Regions from separate parts of the Homo sapiens genome. Here region 1 is linked to region 2. Evidence: read pairs that join two places in POLR2A ChIA-PET (ENCODE). Cell type or tissue: CD4-positive, alpha-beta T cell. All regions are shown on one strand. Each heading gives the region's core, and the rest is flanking DNA. Links, peaks and the distances in the headings are about the cores only. Region 1 overlaps CHFR (checkpoint with forkhead and ring finger domains). Region 2 holds the start of LOC124903065 (a long non-coding RNA gene).

Region 1 (10,093 bases), core at 2,803-7,802, 58 kb before region 2:
GTGGCTAATGTCTGTAATCTAGCACTTTGGGAGGCCGAGGCGGGCGGATCACTTGAGGTCAGGAGTTCGAGACCAGCCTGGCCAACATGGTAAAACCCCATCTCTACTAAAAATATTTAAAAAATTAGCCTGATGTGGTGGCGAGCACCTGTAGTCCCTGCTACTCGGGAGGCTGAGGCAAAAGAATTGCTTGAACCTGGGAGGCAGGGTTGCAATCAGCTGAGATCACACCTCTATACTCCAGCCTGGCAGACAGAGCGAGACTCCATCTCAAAAAAAAAAAAAAAAAAAAGAAGTGCAAACATCTTAGATAATTTTTTTAGAGAAGAGAATAAAAGCTGCACCTCCTCAGGCATCCCCGTGGCATCTGCTGACAGGGCTGAGGCAGACACACCAAGCTGGATGGCCTGTGGCCACCTTCCCTCTCCACAGACTGTGGGCAAGGAGGACCAGCATGGCTGCACATTTCTACTGAAAACTGTCTGCCAGTCAACAGTGAAATCTCTTTTTGTAACAACATGGTCTCTTCCATGTGCTGTTTGTGCTCAAACACAAAGCAAGGTTTTTATTCCACAAAATCCCTGTGAGGGAGGCGCCTTTCTCTGAGTCCACACAACATCTCGTCCTGAGGGCACTGTCTCCATCACTTTAATCTGAACTCCTTGGGCCACAGGAGTGATTTACGTGATCACCTAACCTAAGAGATGCCTCCTGACCTACGCCTCCCAGGGCAATGCAGATGGCGCTGTGAACCTCCTTTAAGGAGCACGGGAAAGACACCACGTGAGGGTGACGATGTGACAGCAATCACAAATGCCTGCTCACGGGACGGACGAGAACCCAGCTGTGCAGCGCTTTGCGAGGGGGGCCTGAGGCCCTCAGTGACTGCAGCCTTCGACTTAGAAACGGCTAAGCCTGAAATGATGGGGTGTGCCCCGGATGCCTCAGACAACAGATAAAGCTACTCCAGCCAGGAAGACACAGAAGTGGAAGACGGAGATAAAACTGCATGAAACGAAGGGATAAAGGAAGAGCAGGATTTCTAAATGAAGATACCGGTTCCTAAAGGATGCAACCTGAGAGAAGCATAATGACCATATCAGCCTATTTATAAGCAGGCAGTTAACTCATTCATCACTCTGTAGCTGACGCCTGTGCCCCCAGCTGCACTCACATGGCGTGGTGAGCTTTCACCTGAGTGCGGCAGTTACGGCCCCAGTAGCAGTCAGGACGGGATGTTACGGCCACTGGAAAAAGAGAAGGGGTACGCATCTATGAGATGTATTGCACGCACCCACTCAGCTACCTGAATCCCAGCAGAGACCCAACGACAGACGCTGCGGTGGAAACGCACGGCCTCTGGTCCCTCCATAACTAGTTTCCTCGGACCGTTCTGAGATTTCAGGAAAGGAAACACATGTTTAACTAAAAACCCAACTGAGGGTCAGGTACAGTGGTTCATGCCTGTAATCCCAGCACTTTGGGAGGCAGAGGCAGGAGAATCGCTTGAACCTGGGAGAGGGAAGTTGCAGTGAGCCAAGATCACACCACTGCACTTCAGCCTGGGCGACAGAGTCAGACTCTGTCTCAAAAATAAATAAATAAATAAAAATTAAAAAATAAAAACCCAATTGAGGAAATAAAATTACCCCAGTTGACTATTGGATGTCTTTACAAATCTGTTTTAGAAACCCACGTTACACTCATGAGTAACTGCAAATAGACCCAGGGCCTAAAACAACCACAGCCCTGTATGGCCTGACGTCCTGCCGGCTCCTGACTGAGGCCAAATTCTGCTTAGAACATTGAGCAAAGTGCAAACAGGGTGTCTGTAAAGAAAAGAGTGCTGGCCGAGCGTGGTGGCTCATGCCTGCAATCCTAGCACTTTGGGAGGCCGAGGTCAAGAGTTCGAGACCAGCCTGGCCAACATGGTGAAACCCCGTCTCTACTAAAACACAAAAAATTAGCCGGGCGTGGTGGCGGGTGCCTGTAATCCCAGCTACTCAGGAGGCTAAGGCAGAAGAATTGCTCGAACTCAGGAGGCAGAGGTTGCAGTGAGCCGAGATTGCACCACTGCACTCCAGCCTGGGCAAAAACAGCGAAACTGTCTCAAAAAAAAAAAAGAGAGGCAGAAGCCAAGAAGCCAACCCAGACAGAACTAGAGCCATGAGGAAGTCGGGGGCTCCTTACCTGGCAACTCGGAAGCAGGAATGTTCTGCCGATACTGATAGGTCAGCTCACGGAAGCTGCGCAGGCCACAGCAGTAACACAGAACGGTGTCTCCCGTGACTCTGTAATCTGGAAGAAACACAGCCAGTTACCCAGCAACACCATCTTCCCAACAGCAGCGCACGGACTTCACAGCAGTGGGAGACTAACGCACTGACCATAAATGGGGTGAAGACAACGGGCGACACATTAGGAAAATAAGAACAAAGCCAATCTAGATACGAATTTATTTTTATTGAGACGGAGTCTCGCTCTGTCGCCCTGGCTGGAGTGCAGTGGTGCGATCTCGGCTCACTGCAAGCTCCGCCTCCCGGGTTCACGCCATTCTCCTGCCTCAGCCTCCTGAGTAGCTGGGACTACAGGTGCCCGCCACCACACCGGGCTAATTTTTTGTATTTTTAGTAGAGACTGGGTTTCACCGTGTTAGCCAGGATGGTCTCGATCTCCTGACCTCGTGATCCACCCGCCTCGGCCTCCCAAAGTGCTGGGATTACAGGCGTGAGCCACTGCGCCCGGCCACCAATTTATTTTCTTACAGCAAAACAATCCCACGTGGATATAACATTTATTTTATTTATTTTTTGAGACCAAGTCTTGCTCTGTCGCCCAGGCTAGAGTGCAGTGGCGGGGTCTCAGCTCACTGCAACCTCCACCTCCTGCGTTCAACTGATTCTCCTGTCTCAGCCTCCCGAGTAGCTGGGACTACAGGTGTGTGCCACCGTGCCCGGCTAATGTTTATACTTTTTTAGTAGAGATGGGGTTTCACCATGTTGGCCAGGCTGGTCTCAAACTCTTGTCCTCAGATGATCCGCCCGCCTCGGCTTCCCAAAATGCTGGGATTACAGGCGTGAGCCTCCACGCCCGGCCCCACATGGATATAAAATTTAAATATTAAAACTCCCAAAAAACAAGAAGAAAATGAGAAAATTAGCTATTTCTAAGTATGTCTTGAAAACCAAATTGCACAGAGGAAAGGATTTGTACATTTGGCTATCTACAATTTAAACATCAAAATTAAAATAAATACAACAAAAGTGAACTACTACTATAGTGGAAACATTTGCAACACAAATGAAAATGTGCTATACCCTTAATTAACAAAGATATCGGCCAGGCACGGTGGCTCGCGCCTGTAATCCCAGCACTTTGGGAGGCCGAGGCAGGCGGATCACAAGGTCAGGAGTTCGAGACCAGCCTAACCAAGATGGTGAAACCTCACCTCTACTAAAAATACAAAAAAAAAATTAGCTGGGCATGTTGGCGGGTGCCTGTAATCCCAGCTACTCAGGAGGCTGAGGCAGGACAATTGTTGAACCTGGGAGGCGGAGCTTGCAGGGAGCTGAGATTGTGCCATTGCACTCCAGCCTGGGTGACACAGCAAGATTCCATCTCAAAAAAAAAAATAAATAAATAAATAAAAATAAAAAAACTAAGATTAGCCAGGCATGGTAGCACACGCTTGTGGTCCCAGCTACTTGGGAGGCTGAGGTGAGATGATCTCTTGAGCCCAGGAGGTCGAGGCTGCAGTGAGCTGTGATCATGCCCCTGCACTCCAGCCTGGGCGACAGAGCAAGAACCTGTCTCATATATATATTTCTACAGCCTCCCTTAGTGATAAATTATCATACTCCACAAAGCATCGTGTGCCCCCCTGGAGAGGAGTGACCCTCACCAAGTGACTGACACATCAAGCAAGAGATTCACCAAGTCCCCGAGGGTCCCAGGACAACTGACCCCAGGACCTCTGGATAGACAAGTGGTAGAGACCCTCCAAGCTGGCCCCACCTGTTGGAGGCCACACAAATGTTTCTTATGATTAGGCATAATTGAAGCCTGTCAGTAACAGTATGAACCTGTGATCAATTTAGCAGCTGCCCAGTTGTTACCTCCTCCTTGCTCTTGTTACCCAATAAATATGAAGGGCTGTAGAAGCTCAGGGGCAGCCTTTACTCACTAGAAGCAGGGAGCTCTCCTCTTCTTCCCCATGTTGCCTTTCCTTAAAAGTTTCTTTTGTCTTTTTGTTTTCATTTCTACGTTTGTCCCTTTGTTCAGTCCTGTAATGATGGTCTCAAGCAGTAACAGCAGTAACTGCTGTAGTGAGGGTCTCAAGCAGCAGTAGTGGCAGTCGGCCACACCCACCCTCCCCTACAAGGATAGAAGCTGCTGGAATATGTCATACAGGTTCATGCTTAACTGTCTTTTTTTTTTTTTTTTTGAGACGGAGTCTCGCTCTGTCCCCCAGGCTGGAGTGCAGTGGCGTGATTTTGGCTCACTGCAAGCTCCGCCTCCCGGGTTCACGCCATTCTCCTTCCTCAGCCTCCCGAGTAGCTGGGACTACAGGCGCCCGCCACCACGCCCGGCTAATTTTTTGTATTTTTCTTTTTTTAGTAGAGACAGGGTTTTACCGTGTTAGCCAGGATGGTCTCAATCTCTTGACCTCATGATCCGCCCGCCTCAGCCTCCCAAAGTGCTGGGATTACAGGCGTGAGCCACCACACCCGGCCCACGCTCAACTTTCAAAAAACAACCTGAAGGCCGGGCATAGTGGCTCACGCCTGTAATTCCAGCACTTTGGGAAGCTGAGGTGGGCAGATCACCTGAAGTCAGAAGTTCAAGACCAGGCTGGCCAACATGGGGAAACCCCATCTTTACTAAAAATACAAAATTAGCTGGGTGTGGTGGCACATGCCTGTAATCCCAGCTACTCAGGAGGTTGATGCAGGAGAATCGCTTGAACCCAGGAGGCCGAGGGGGCCTTGAGCTGAGATCATGCCACTGCACTCCAGTCTGGGCAACAAGAGCGAGACTCCATCTCAAAAAACAAACAAACAAACAAAAACAACCTGAAAGCATCAGGATCTTTTTCCTCTCTTCCAGGGTGGGTGAAGGTCGGAGTTGTCACTGGGAGAGCAGACACGCAGGCACAGCCCTGGACACTCACATGCGCCTTAGAGCAGGAGGCAACAGAAGAACTCACCAGACAGCAGAAACACTCCCCGCTGGAGAGCCACGAGGCTCTCGGTCAACATGTTTTTCCATGTCAAACCTCTGGTTGCCAGGTAATTCTGTGACGCAAAAAAAGAGAGGAATAAGAAATACTCGTTTAGAGGAAGAAACACTGAAATAACGAGAGAAAACATTTCATAAAAGGCCCCTGAAAGTGTGCAAAGCCAAAGCTCAGACCCTTATAAGTGGCATTTGCAGAGGGCTGCACGTTCACGGCCTGCAGCACGAGAAGTCTTGTCCAAGAGCCTCCTGGAAGTCCCAAAAGGTTCCAGTGTAACAGTTACCAGAGTCTCTCAAAAGTTCTGCCAAGACCTACACAGCCCAGGTGTGAATGAGACATGAAAGCCAGGCCACAGTGCACACAGCCCAGCAACGAGCCCAGGCTGTTGCACAAGAAAAGCTGAGGACTTGGCATCTGTTCTCTGTGCCCTTCAAACACACACGAGCTGTTGAGCTCCTTCTGTGGGCATCAAAGCAGAGTGTGGGGCTGAGCGGGCGCCTGCCAGGTGTGTCTGTGGCAAGCCTCAAGGCCCCACCATTGTGTGTGCTGTCAGCAAAGTGCTCGGCAGGAGGGCGAATGCGCATGTTAAACATATGTAAATCCTAGAAACCGAGGTAGCTTCCTAGACGTGGGAAGGCAAATGGCCAGAAGAGACAGGGACCAGAGAAAAGGCCCTGGTCTTGCTAAAGGGCGGCACCTTCAAGAAGCCCTCACCGAGAGCTGTGGGAACAAGAGCTGCCGGGAACAAGAGCTGCGGGAAGCGGCTCCTACGAATTGGTGGCAGGAGGCACAAAAACGAAATACCTATTTTTGGAATACGGAAAAAACAGACAAACACCAATGGCATGCAGAGAACCAGCTGGCTGCACCAGTGAGGAAACATGGCTCCCGGCTCCCCAACCCGCAGCGGGTCAGGTAAAACAGATAAACACCAATAGAATGCAGAGAACCAGCTGGCTGCACTAGGGAGAAAATGTGGCTCCCGGCTCCCCAGCCCGCAGCGAGTCGGTACCTTCAGGATGTCTGACTCGTAGCTGTTGTTGTTCAGCACGCCGTCCAGACACTTGTCACCCAGGTTGAGCTCTGCCGAGATGAAGGGGCAATGTTACCTGTTTATAATGATGTCGCAGGAAAGCACTGTCTGCCCGACACTGAGGATAAACATATTTCTTTTCATTACAGATTCTAGAAAGAATAAGAAGTTCAATGATAAAACTCAATTTTAAACAGAGGACAAGCAGAAATGATTTCCATTCCACTCCCTCCTTAAAAAGATCAGCTCTCCGAGTCTCCCCAGCACCTGGTCTTGGTATCGTAACAGCAGAACCCCGCTGCAAGGATTCTGTCCTGGGAGTATCTCCCCTAATAATTCTGTTAAGGCTTGATTTTGAGCTAACACGAATTTGACACACCTCTGCAGTCCAGCCAGGAATAGGTATCATTTGATGACCAACAGTGGCCTCATCCCTATAAACATCAGGCTATGGACCCCACCATCCCCTGCCCTCAAGTTCACCAAGAGAACATGCAAAGGTCAAAGCAACTGGGGCCTGAAGAGCCAGTATTACCACAAAACGGGGCCAGGCAGCCGTAGCAGCCGGTCCGGGTGCAGCCCCAGTACAGGTGGCAGAAAGGCTGCAGGCAGACCGCACCTGTGGAGAGAGGACACTCGTTACACGCACTCAGCGCTGAGGGCTGTCTCCAACACAATTCGTCAGCACCAGGCTCAGGAGCTCAACTCTTTCTGGAAACATTGTTCAGGAGGGGTCTCATGGAAATCGGGGCGGGGCCACATCCAGCTAACGCCACCCAGGTTGTGATGGACTGTGATGGCGAGGAGTTGTATCCCTGAAAAAAGGCGAGGCTCACATTTTCTGGTTTGTTATTTTTTAGAGATGGAGTCTCGCTCTGTGGCCCAGGCTGGAGTACAGGGGAACAATCACAGCTCACTGCAACCTCCGCCTCCTGGGTTCAAGGGATCCACCCACCTCAGCCTCCTGAGTAGCTAGGACTACAGGTGCACACCACCAGGCCCGGCTAATTTATTTTTTATTTTTGTAGAGACAGGGTCTCACCATGTTGCCCAGGATGGTTTCAAACTCCTGGCTTCAAGGGATCCTCCCACCTCAGCCTCTCAAAGCGCTAGGATTACAGGCATGATGCACTGCGCCCGGCCTCAGACCCACATCGTTTCTTAAACTGAACATTTACAGGCGTGATGCACTGCACCCGGCCTCAGACCCGTATCGTTTCTTAAACTGAACATTTACAGGCGTGATGCACTGCACCCGGCCTCAGACCCGTATCGTTTCTTAAACTGAACATTTACAGGCGTGATGCACTGCACCCGGCCTCAGACCCACATCGTTTCTTAAACTGAACACCACATGCTCATCCCAGGAAAACAGTGAGAGACACAAAAGAAAGAAATCTCACCTGCTCCACCACCCTAACACGGCTTCGATGGGCTTCATTCTAGCTCTGAACATGCAACATGCTTGCCCCCAACTGCACATATTCAGGTGGCTTTTTTTTTTTTTTGAGACAGAGTCTTGCTCTGTGGCCTAGGCTGGAGTATAGTGGAGCAATCTCGGCTCACTGCAACCTCCGCCTCCTGGGTTCAAGCGATTCTCCTGCCTCAGCCTCCCCAGTAGCTGGGATTACAGATGCCCACAACTGGCCAATTTTTTCATTTTTAGTAAAGATGGGGTCTCACCGCGTTGGTCAGGCTGGTCTCAAACTCCTGACCTCAGGTCATCCGCCTGCCTTGGCCTCCCAAAGTGCTGGGATTACAGGCGTGAGCCCATGCCCAGCCTAGGTGGCCTTTTTCTACCTAGGTATTTTTCCATGTTGTCACCTTGGCTTTGTAGACGTTATTTATTTATTTATTTATTTATTTTAGACAGAGTCTTGCTCTGTCACCCAGGCTGGAGTGCACTGGCGCCATCTCGGCTCACTGCAACCTCTGCCTCCCGGGTTCACGCCATTCTCCTGCCTCAGCCTCCCAAGTAGCTGGAACTACAGGCGCCCGCCACCATACACGGCTAATTTTTTGTAATTTTAGTAGAGATGGGATTTCACCATGTTAGCCAGGATGGTCTTGATCTTCTAACCTCGTGATCCACCCACCTCAGCCTCCCAAAGGAAATTATTTTTAATTGTCTGATATTCTATACAATGGAAATCCCTAAAATATAATGTTAGGTAAACCCTCGCTAAAATTCTCACAGGATTGAGTCCTTAAGTCTTATAACGCCTACGACCACTTCACCAATGCCTCTATATACGAAGCATGCTCTGTGAAATTAGAGTGAAGAGTTTGGATTCCTGGGGAAAAGCTGGGCCGAGCTGCCATCTGCTGACCACCGCGTGTGTGAGACATGGGACAAGCTGTTCTCTGTGGCTTCTCACCTGCCCTCCCACGTGCAGCATCAGCAGTGGCCAGCGCCTGCCGTGGATGACCCCCGAGGCAGCGACCGCCCAGATCACCGGGTGTGTCCCACGGCCATGTGTCCCGACGCTGCAGGCTAGGCCCCACCCCTGCCAAGCCCAGTCTCAGGGTACAGACCCCAGCAGTAACCTGTTTGGTTTCCTGAGTGCCCAGAACATTTTTAAGCCATTCCAGACAGAACCAGTGCTGTGGTCCTGTGTGCTGCTCACACAGGGCTCAGTGCACAGAGCAACACCGGTGTGTGCGGCAGGAGCCAACCGCGGTGCTCAACAGGGCTAGGGCTTTCTTCACCTAACACTTTCACATATAAGAAGCTCTGACAAATTAGGAAGTCATAAAAAAAAGGCAAAGGACATAGACAGACATTTCTGCAGGAATACATTAAAACAGCCATGAAATAAAGGACAAGCTCCATTTTTAATAATAACTGTATGTGTGTGCATATATATATATATATATATATATATATATATATGTTTTGTTTTGAGACAGGATTTCCCTCTGTCGCCAAGGCTGGAGTACAGTGGCACGATCTCAGCTCACTGCAACCTCCTCCTCTCGGACTCAAGCCATCCTTTGGCCTCAGCCTCCCGAGTAGCTGGGATTACAGGTGTACACCATCATGTCTGGCTAATGTTTGTATTTTTTGTAGAGATGGGGTTTCACCATATTGCCCAGGCTGGTCTGAAACTCCTGGACACAGAAGATCCACCTACCTTGGCCTCCCAAAGTGCTGGGATTACAGACGTGAGCCACTGTGCCTGGCCAGAGTTGTATACTAAAGCATCAACATTCATATAAGAGGTTTAACAGTGACACATTATAAAGCAACCACAGTGCTGGCAGGGGATAGACACAGATCCAAGCCGAGCCCCCGGTGGATGGAGATGTAGCCTGTGAAGGGGCAATGTTACTAGATGGTGGGAAAAGATAGATTATTCAATATGGTGACGTGGGGAAAACTGATCACACTGATGGAAAAAAAGAAACGGCATCCTTACTTCACAGGTTACCCTAAGGCCAACACCGCTTTGAAACCTGACCCCTGAAGGACAGATAGGAACCCGCCTGCGTGCGGTGGCGCGGGCACTCACACTGCTGAGGGGCGACACGCGGGTCCTGCTCGCGCTCCGCTCTCCGGTCGGGCATGGGCTGGAAGCAGCAGGTGCACAGGGCGTGGCTTCCTTGCAGAGGGCACACGTAATCCTGGACTGCTGAAGCACACGCACATTCAGCCGGAGCACGTGGGACCCAGGGCAGAAAGACAGCAGGTTAGAGAGGCCGCCGGGAAGCACAGCGAGGAGAGGTGCACCTGAGACAGCCGGGGAAGAAGCAGACCTGCCCTGCTAAACCACCGGGGACCTTCTGCCACCCAAACTCGGGGAGTCAAAACAGATTAACAATAA
Region 2 (10,093 bases), core at 3,167-8,166:
GTAGGGCTATTGGTGCTATCAGTGACCATTAATCCTTCAACCTAAGCCTGCTCATTAAGGTTCTCTCTGAGTAAAGTGGGCTGCACTCTTAGGACATCTGGACATTCTGCAGGCTTGGTGGGAGATGTCCCGTATGACCATAAATATTTCTGCAATTATAATTGGTGGTCAGCTTAGAATGTGGCTATTTTCAGACCATAGCAACCTTACAGGTGTCTTGTGAGTGCCTAGCTACTTACCTTAAGATAGAGTCACTCTGGTCATGTTTTATGAAACCAGAGGCCTGGTAAACAGGTTTCTCTAACACCACAACGGTGGGTAAGGTATTCTGTGAGTTTTGCACTGTCATTGCGTGATGATGGAGTACTACTCTGTATGCCTCACTTTATGGCTTGGGGGGTCAGATAACACTGAGTTCGTGATGAGCAGCTCAGGTCATGCAGTAATTTGGTGGGCCATGCTTAATTATTCAGTCCCTAATACCGTCCTGTAGCAAGCCAAAAGCTGGTTGTCAAAAGAAGAGTACGGGTGGAAGAGAGCGCTTCTCAGACCTCGGCTGCGCGGCCCTAGGAGTGCCGAGCTCACGGAACCACAGCCATGACTGAGGCCAATGTGAATCTGAAGGCCTAGCCCCTCGCCGATGCCCACCTCACCAAGAAACCACTGGAGTTCATTCAGTAGTCGTGTAACTACAAGCAGCTTCAGAAAAGAGCCAACGAGGCCACCAAAACCCTTAACAGGGGCATCTCTGAGTTCATCGTGATGGCTGCAGACACCGAGCCACAGGAGATCATTCCGCACCTCCACTGCTGTGTGAAGACAAGAACGTGCCCTTCATATTTGTGCGCTCCAAGCAGGCCCTGGGAAGAGCCTGTGGGGTCTCCAGGCCTGTCATCACCTGTTCTGTCACCATCAAAGAAGGCTCACAGCTGAAACAGCAGATCCAATCCATTCAGCAGTCCATCAAAAGGCTCTTAGTCTAAACCTGTGGCCTCTGCCACGTGCTCCCTGCCAACTTGTCCCCCGAGGTTGTGTATCATATTGTCTGTGTTAGCATGTAGTATTTTCAGCTACTCTCTATTGTTATAAAACGTTGAAGTCAAAAAAAAAAAAAAAAAAAAAAAGAAGAGTAATTATCTGCAGACAATGTCAGGGCTTTGCACCAAAATCCTAAAAGTCTACATTGTGATTCTCCTATGCGGGCCTGCCAAGGCTCCACCCAGCATCGCTCTCTGCCACTGACATGTCAAGCACCATTGGATCTGCTGGGTCATGTGACCAAGTGGTAGAGCACCTTGCACAACAGCCTGCATCTGTTGCAGAGCCTTCACTTGTTCTGGGCCCCACTCAAAACTAGCAGCTGGCTGGGAGCTCAAGCCTGTCATCCCATCACTTTGGGAAGCCAAGGTGGGTGGATTGCCTGAGCTCAGGAGTTCGAGACCAGCCTGGCCAACATGGTGAAACCCCGTCTCCACCAAAAATACAAAAAATTAGCCGGATGTGGTGATGCACACCTGTACTAGGGAGGCTAATGTAGGAGGCTAAGGTGGGAGGATTGCTTGAGCCCGGGAGGTGGAGGCTGCAATGAGCCATGATAGCACCACTGGACTCCAGCCTGGGCAACAGAGTGAGACCCTGTCTCAAAAAACAAACAAAAAAAACCCATTTATTTATTTATTTATTTGTTTTTGAGACAGAGTCTCACTCTGTCACCTAGGATGGAGTGCAGTGGCACAATCTCGGCTCACTGCAACCTCTGTCTCCAGGGTTCAAGCAATTCTCCCCCGCCTCAGCCTCCTGAGTACCTGAGATTACAGGTGCCCACCACCAGGCCCAACTAATTTTTGTATATTTAGTAGAGATGGGGTTTTGCCATCTTGGCCCGGCTGGTCTCCAACTCCTGACCTCAGGTGATCCGCTAGTCTCGGCCTCCCAAAGTGCTGGGATTACAGGCGTGAGCCACCACACCTGGCCACAGAAAACCTTTTGAGATAGTCAGTGAGTCATAAAAAATTATCAAACATGGAAATTCTCTTAAGTGAAAATGAAGTGAGCTAATAAGTACATTTTTAAAAGATTACTGATGGGCTGGGTGCGGTGGCTCATGCCTGTAATCCCAGCACTTTGGGAGGCTGGGATGGGCAGATCACAAGGTCAGGAGATCAAGACCATCCTGCCCGACCTGATGAAACCTTGTCTCTACTAAAAAATACAAAAATTAGCCAGATGTGGCAGCGCACTCCTGTAGTCCTAGCTACTCGGGAGGCTGAGGCAGGAGAATTGCTTGAACCCGGGAGGCGCAGGCTGCAGTGAGCCGAGATCGGCCACTGCACTCCAGCCTGGGTACAGAGCGAGAGACTCTGTCTCAAAAAAAAAAAAAAAAAGATTACTGAGGAATTTGCTTCTATTAAAACCAGAAAAGTAAAATTACCTTTTACATTTTCTTTTTTTTTTTTTTTGAGACAGAGTTTCGCTACTGTTGCCCAGGCTGGAGTGCAGTGGCGCAATCTCGGCTCACCACAACCTCCACCTCCCTGGTTCAAGCGATTCTCCTGCCTTAGCATCCCCAGTAGCTCGGATTACAGGCATGTGCCACCACACCCAGTTAATTTTATATTTTTAGTAGAGACAGGGTTTCTCCATGTTGGCCAGGCTGGGCTCGAACTCCTGACCTCAGGTGATCTGCCTGCCTTGGCCTCCCAAACTGCTGGGATTACAGGCATGAGCCACCGTGCCCAGCCCTTTTTTTTTTTTTTTTGAGATGGAGTCTTGCTCTGTTGCCCAGGCTGGAGTGCAGTGGCATGATCTCGGCTCACTGCAACCTCTTCCGCTTCCCAGTTTCAAGCAACTCTCCTGTCTCAGCCTCCTGAGTAGCTGGGATTACAGGCATGCACCACCACACCCGGCTAATTTTTGTATTCTGGTCTCGAACTCCTGACCTTAGGTGATCTGCCTGCCTCAGCTTCCCAGAGTGCTAGGATTTTCCTTTTTTTTTTTTTTTTTTTTTTGTAAGTGAAAGCAAGTTTATTAGAGATGTAAAGAAACAAAAGAATAGCTACTCCACAGGCAGAGCAGCCTATATTTTCCTTTTGATATGAACTTTTTTTTTTTTTTTGAGATGGAGTCTCATTCTATTGCCCAGGCTGGAGTGCAGTGGCGGGATCTGGGATCACTGCAACCTCTGCCTCCCGGGTTCAAGCGATTCTCCTGCCTCAGCCTCCCTAGTAGCTGGGACTACTGGCATGCACCACCATACCCAGCTGCTTTTTTTTGTATTTTTAGTAGAGACAGGGTTTCACCATGTTGGCCAGGCTGGTCTTGAACTCCTGACCTCAGGTGATCTGCCTGCCTTGGCCTCCCAAAGTGCTGGGATTACTGGTGTGAGCCACTGTGCCCAGCCGCTATGAACTATTTTAAGTGGAAATAATGATTTTTATTCTATTTTATTATTTTTTATTTTGAGACAGAGTCTTGCTCTGTTGCCCAGGCTGGAGTGCAATGGCGCAATCTCGGCTGACTGCAACCTCTGCCTTCTGGGTTTAAGCAATTCTCCTGCCTCAGCCTCCCGAGTAGCTGGGACTACAGGCGCGTGCCACCACGCCCGGCTAATTTTTGTATTTTTAGTAGGGACGGGGTTTCACCGTGTTAGCCAGGATGGTCTCGATCTAATGACCGTGTGATCTGCCCACCTCAGCCTCCCAAAATGCTGGGATTACAGGCATGAGCCACTGCACCTGGCCTAATGTTTTGAGTTTTAATACATGTACTTTGCAAAACTTTCTTCTTTACAACTACTTTAACCCTGTAGGGAAAATAAGACAGGAAGAAATGAATAAAGCACATCCACAGGAGTGCTCATTTTCCTTCTCCCAGACTCCCCAAGCTGTAGGCACGAACACTGTTCTCTGCAAGTCTCACCTGGGCCACGCACTTCTCTGGACTTGCATGGATTTCCTCCCAGAACAATCCTGATTAAGGAAACACCAGGTGCTCTCTGTTTCCCGCTGCCAACCCCTCTGTGAAGGGAAATGCCTAAAACAGATCTCACTCCGAGATCTTTACTTTCCAGAGAAAGTAAAGAATAACGCATGGGAACATTCCAGAACATGAGGGAATCTCTGCTTATGAATTTAAGGAAAGTGTCTCTGGTGGACGTGGAGAAAAGGGAACCCTCATACACGGTTGGAAGGAATGTAAATTAGTACAACCACTACCGAGAACTGTTTGGAGGTACCTCAGAAAACTAAAAATTGAGCTACCACAAGCTCCAGCAATCCCTGATGGCTAGATACCGGAAAGGGAATCAGCATGTCTAAGAGATGTCTGCACTGCCATGTTTGCTGCAGCACTGTTCACAACAGCCAAGATTTGGAAGCAACCTAAATGTCCATCAACAGATGAATGGATAAGAAAATGCGGCGCCTGTAATCCCAGTACTTTGGGAGGCCCAGGCGGGCGGATCATGAGGTCAGGAGATCGAGACCATCCTGGCTGACACGGTGAAACCCCCGTCTCTACTAAAAATACAAAAAATTAGCCGGGCGTGGTGGCGGGCGCCTGCAGTCCCAGCTACTGGAGAGGCTGAGACAGGAGAATGGCGTGAACCCGGGAGGTGGAGGTTGCAATGAGCTGAGATCGCGCCACTGCACTCCAGCCTGGGCAACAGAGCGAGACTCCGTCTCAAAAAAAAAAAAAAAAAAAGAAAGAAAGAAAGAAAATGCGGCGCATGGCGGGGCACAGCGGCTCATGCCTGTAATCTCAGCACTTTGGGAGGCCGAGGCGGATGGATCACAAGGTCAGGAGTTCAAGACCAGCCTGGCCAAGATGGTGAAACCCCATCTCTACTACAAATACAAAAATTAGCTGGGCGTGGTGGCGGGAGCCTGTAATCCCAGCTACCCTGGAGGCTGAGGCAGGAGAATCGCTTGAACCCGGGAGGCGGCGGTTGCAGTGAGCCGAAACCACCTCCAGCCTGGGCGACAGAAACAGACTCTGTCTCAGAGAAAAAAAAAAAAAAAGCGAAAAAACGTTATTTATTTATTTATTTATTTAGAGACGGAGTCTTGCTCAAGTTGCCCAGGCTGGAGTGCAATGGCACGATCTCGGCTCACTGCAACCTCGGCCACCCAGGTTCAAGCAATTCCCCTGCCTCAGCCTCCTGAGTAGCTGGGATTACAGGCGCGCGGCACCACGCCCGGCTAATTTTTGTATTTTTAGTAGAGACTGGATTTCACCTTGTTGGCCAGGCTGGTCTGGATATCCTGACCTCATGATCTACCCGCCTCGGCCTCCCAAAGTGCTGGGATTACAGGCGAGAGCCACCGCGCCCGGCCTATAAAAACATTTTTAAAAAAGGACAATGACTCTAGAGATTCCCCGGCAGAGTTCCTCTGGGAAGCTTTTCCTCACCGAAGACGCGGCCTCAAGTCATCCCCAAGCCGGGGCTCCTGGGTGGCTTCTCAGGAAGCCAAGCTCCCTCACCCTGTGGCGACGCCGCGGGCGGAATGCGCATGCGCGCCACGAGCCACAATCGTAGGGTTGGGCGCGCCCTGCCGGCCACCAGGGGCAGCGCAGGAGCTGAGCGCACCCCATCAGCGAAAGAAGCGCGCCTCCCCGCTCTTTTCTGAACCGTATCTCCTAAACTATAATTTTGGAGATCAAAAGTGCGGTGGAGCCTCCTCTTCTGTGGCTTGATAGGAGTGGGGGAGGTAACAAGAAGCAAAAGTACAAAGCCAATATATTAAAGTCAACTGAAACTGGAAAACTTTAAAGGCCTACCGTTTGCAATAAAACAACAAAAAGAAATCCTTGGATACAACAAATCCAAGAAATCCTTGCTCTAACAAAATATGAAACCATCTGTATCCAGAAAACTATGAAACACTATTAAAAGAAAACGTAGGCCGGCGCAGTGGCTCACACCTGTAATCCCAGCACTCCGGAAGGTCCGGAGCACAGAGGGCTCGCCTGAGGTCAGGAGTCCAGAGGAGCCTGGGAAATATGGCCAAGCCCTGTCGTTACTAAAAATACAAAAATTAGACTGGCTTGGTGGTGTGCGGCTGTAGTCCCGGCTACTCGGGAGGCTGAGATGGAAGGATGGCTTGAGCCCTGGAGAGGGAGGTTGCAGTGAGCCATGATGGGGCCACTGCACTCCAGCCGGGGGAACAGAGGGAGACTCTATCTTAAGGGAGGGAGGGAGGGAAGGAAGGAAGGAAAGGAGGGACGGAAAAGAAAGAGAGAGAAAGAGAGAAAAAAAAGGAAAACATAACCGGAGCATACTCCTTTTTCATTATTGTAGTCACAATATTGCTAAGATGTCAATTCTTCCCAACTGTAGAGTTGGTGCCGCTCCGACAAAAATCCCCGCAATTAATTTCGTAGATGTTGACAAACTGTTTGTAAACCTAGAATTGTAAATACAACCCTGAATAATAATGAACTTGAAGAACTCAACTTCCAAATCCAAAACTTCTAAAAGCTACCAAAAGAGCACTATCTTTGCAAAAGAATGGGCATTCTTTCACATGAACAATATCATTTTATCTTATTTTTAATTTTTTTTCAGGGTGTTGCTGTCACCCAGGCTGGAGTGCACTGGCACCATTATAGCTCACTGAAGCCTCGAATTCCTAGGATCAAGGGATCCTCCCACCTCAGCCTCCTGAGTAGCTGTTACTATAGGTGCCACCACGCCTGGCTGGAACAATATCATTTAAACTAAGCTTACATAGAATGTATTAATAATACAATCACAGGCAAGGACCCTTGCTTCAAACGTGTTAGGAAGCTGCAGAATTGAGGCCAGCCAAAACAGAGAGATTAAATCACATACATTTCTAGCTTTAATTTTCTTCCTATTTTCGCAGATCATGATTTTCATAATGATAATACATGAAGTGGTCCTTATAATAAGTAGATTCTATAGAGATGTGTATTGTATCAGCAGATGTCCGGTGTAGAATGCCACTTCCATCACAGCTTCTGAACACACAATGCTATCTACAATCGATTAAAAAATATATTTCAAAAGCCAGTTTCCCCAATATAACTAACTTCAGCATTCACTGATGTACTGAAAACTTATATTTGCCAATAATAGATTTTAGGGTAATTCATATTAAGATAGGATGGTTTTTAATATTATTTGAGGATAGACAGGAAATTTTAGTTGAGCAGGTTCTATTTTGTTTGAGTGGATCCATTAAAAAGATTGTTATTATTGCCGAGTGTGGTGGCTCGTGCCTCTAATCCCAGCACTCTGCGAGGCTGAGGCGGGAGGATGGCTTGAGCCCAGGCGTTTGAGACCAGCCTGGGCAACCTAGGCAGACCTCATCTCCAATAAAAATACAAAAATCAGCCTGACGCAGTGGCACGTGCCTGTAGTCTCAGCTACTTGGGAGGCTAAGGCGGGAGGACCACTTGAGCCCAGGAGTTCGAGGCTGAAGTGAGCTATGATGGCACCACTGCACTCCAGATGAGGCGACAGAGACTCTCCCTCTAATAAATAAATCAATACATCAATGAAAAATTTTAAAAAGATTATTTGTTGACTGTCAGGGTGATTTATTCTTCTAATAAATAGAATATTTACTTACAATTATATATCTTCTCATTAATACTCCAGTTCTGGTTACAAACTGGTAAAAATTGAGATAAAATCATAAAACTAACCAGGAAAACATTGACCTGCTAAAAACATAGAATCAGTGAAACTACTCAGGAAATACTTGCTATGACAGATTACTCTCTCTGTTAAAGGGTCCCATGTAGAGACATTTCTATGAATATTGAACAGTTAACAAAAAACTGAGACTGGGGGAGTGACAGACAATTCAGATTACAAAGCAAAAGCAACATAGGATTCAGATAAATACGATACCATGGTGAAACAAAATCTTTAAAGCACAAATGGTTTTGAATGTAGAAGCTCATATTTCACTAACTATTCACTGATGCGTAGTCCACTTTTCAGCAGTGATCTCCAATCAGTCCCTCCTTTCACAGAAGCCAGCGCAGGAGGCGCACGCGTCGCTTCCCGCCCCGCACTTCACCGCCCCAGCCCGTCCTGGCTGCCACCCGCCGTCCCTGAGAAACGCTCAGACGCTTCTCTCTCTCTTTTTAAAATTATACTTTAAGTTCTGGGGTACATGTGCAGAACCTGCAGGTTTGTTACATAGGTATACACGTGCCATGGTGGTTTGCTGCACCCATCAACCAGTTATCTACATTACGTATTTCTCCTGATGCTATCCCTCCCCTGGCCCCCCACCCCCGACAGGCCCCGGTGTGTGATGTTCTCCTCCCATTGTCCATGGTTTTTATTTTATTATTATTTTTTGAGACGGAGTCTCGCTCTATCGCCCATGCTGGAGTGCAGTGGCACCATCTCGGGTTCAAGCGATTCTCCTGCCTCAGCCTCCTGAGTAGCTGGGATTACAGGCATGCGCCGCCACGCCCGGCTATTTTTTTTTTTTTTTTTTTTTTTTTTTTTTTTTGTATTTTTAGTAGAGACGAGGTTTCACCATGTTGGCCAGTCTGGTCTCGAACTCCTGACCTCGTGATTCGCCCGCCTCGGCCTCCCAAAGTGTTGGGATTACAGGCGGGAGCCGCCGCGCCCGGCCTCAGACGTTTTTCTCTAGGTAAAGCCGCGGGATGAACCAGCCCCTGTGGAAATTTAGAAGTAACGACGTCCGTCAATTTCTGTATGAAAAATATACAGATCGTGTGACACGTCTTCTGGGAATGAAAGTCTGCTAAACTCGCCGTCACGAGTAGATGAACACATTTAAAGTTTGTAGTTAAGAGGAAAACAACGCCAACGACACAAATGCCCCAAGCGCTGGATGAAGCAGCGACCTAGGATGGGGCTGGCCTGGAACGGGAACCAAGACGCCCGCCCGGACGAAAACGAGCAGGGAAACCCGGGCCGGGGTCGGCCGCCCCACACGACGCACTGCGCAGAGACCACGCGGCTCCGGGTCTCGCCTGCGCCGGCGCATCCCTCGCAGACGCGCTCCTCCCACGCGAGGGCCCCTTCCCCGAAGCGCACGCCTAAGACTGCGCGCCGCAGCCCGCCCTGTCTAGCTGAGGCGCAGACCCGGATGGGTCCCAGAGGGGCGGGTCGGGGCGGAGAGCCGCGCCCAAAGGCAATGGGAGCCGCACGCTGCTAGGCAACATGCTGTCTCCCGGCAACGTAGAGGCGGGGAATTCGCCAACGTGTCTGAAACAGACAACAATTTTAGCCAACGGCTGCGTGGGCCTTGGGCGTCCTGGCCAATGGGAATAGTGAGGGGCCTGTCACTAAGAAACCTGTCCCTGAGCAACGCATAGGAGGGGTGGAACCCAGCAGCGCTGACTGAGCCGCCGCGAAGTGCCGGAACGTATTACCTGGGAGCCAAATTTCAGAGCGTCGTTTGTCTTCCCAAGCCCACCAGCTTTCAGCGTTCTCCAGCCTCGCCACACCCCCGCCTCGGGCCGTCCCCGCCCAGACGCTTGTCCCCGCGAGAAGCTGAGCGCACTGAAGTGAGCCCGGCGGCTGCCGCCGGAGGAGGAGCCCGGCTCTGGACACGGCCGTCAGGAAGCTCAGAGGCTGCAGCACCGCTTCTGCGTTGATTTCCGCTTGACTTTTACTCTTTTCTTGGGTTAAAAATCAAACGCCGACCCGAGGCGTCAGAGATGGGCGGTCGTTAGGCGCAGTGGCGGCCCCCGGATGTTTGCGATGGGACGGCGGGCTCGGAACGTGTGGACGTGGGCTTTGGAGGTGCGAGCCCCATTGGGCCAGGGCTGGGTCCGGGCAGTGGTACGGGGTCTCAGCTGTCCGTCACAGGAGATGTGCAGGCCTCGTCATCTGGGGTCTTACGTGTCAGTGATGTGGGGTCTGCCGGGTCAGTGAGGGGGTCTGTGAGGTCACTAGTGGGAGGCCACTCCCAAAGTGATTCCCCTCTGTCCCACCTGCTTCCCTGAGAAAAGCTCACTTATCCTTCACCAGGATTTAAAAATATATATCCTAAGACCAACCTGTAATATTTTTTTCTTTTTTGGAGACAGGGTCTCTTTCTGTCACCCAGGCTGGAGTGCAGTGCCACAATCTCAT

The links. Peaks named below come from ENCODE experiments on the same cell type or tissue, not always from the same donor. Only the 100,000 strongest peaks of a DNase experiment are listed, where the experiment ranks them.
Region 1: POLR2A ChIA-PET joins it to region 2 with 5 read pairs; 4 of 35 experiments call an interaction of 5 or more read pairs at or near these places.

What each region holds. Positions count from the first base shown.
Region 1 is chr12:132,841,837-132,851,929 of GRCh38, forward strand. CHFR (checkpoint with forkhead and ring finger domains) reads right to left here. Exons shown (of 18, transcript NM_001161346.2): 12 at 9,782-9,901; 13 at 6,805-6,888; 14 at 6,249-6,319; 15 at 5,207-5,294; 16 at 2,191-2,298; 17 at 1,175-1,247. Among named protein-coding and RNA genes, the nearest start is that of GOLGA3, 18 kb to the left of the region's middle. In CD4-positive, alpha-beta T cell, for the core only: no CTCF peak of the experiment used is centred there; a DNase peak (open chromatin) is centred at 5,725.
Region 2 is chr12:132,899,389-132,909,481 of GRCh38, forward strand. LOC124903065 (a long non-coding RNA gene) reads left to right here and starts at 9,280. Exons shown (of 2, transcript XR_007063553.1): 1 at 9,280-9,760. It also overlaps the pseudogene LOC647503. RefSeq lists an enhancer at 2,370-2,539, a cis regulatory region at 2,455 and a silencer at 9,004-9,053. In CD4-positive, alpha-beta T cell, for the core only: CTCF peaks have their summits at 5,563 and 5,763; a DNase peak (open chromatin) is centred at 5,543; H3K4me3 peaks cover 255 bases.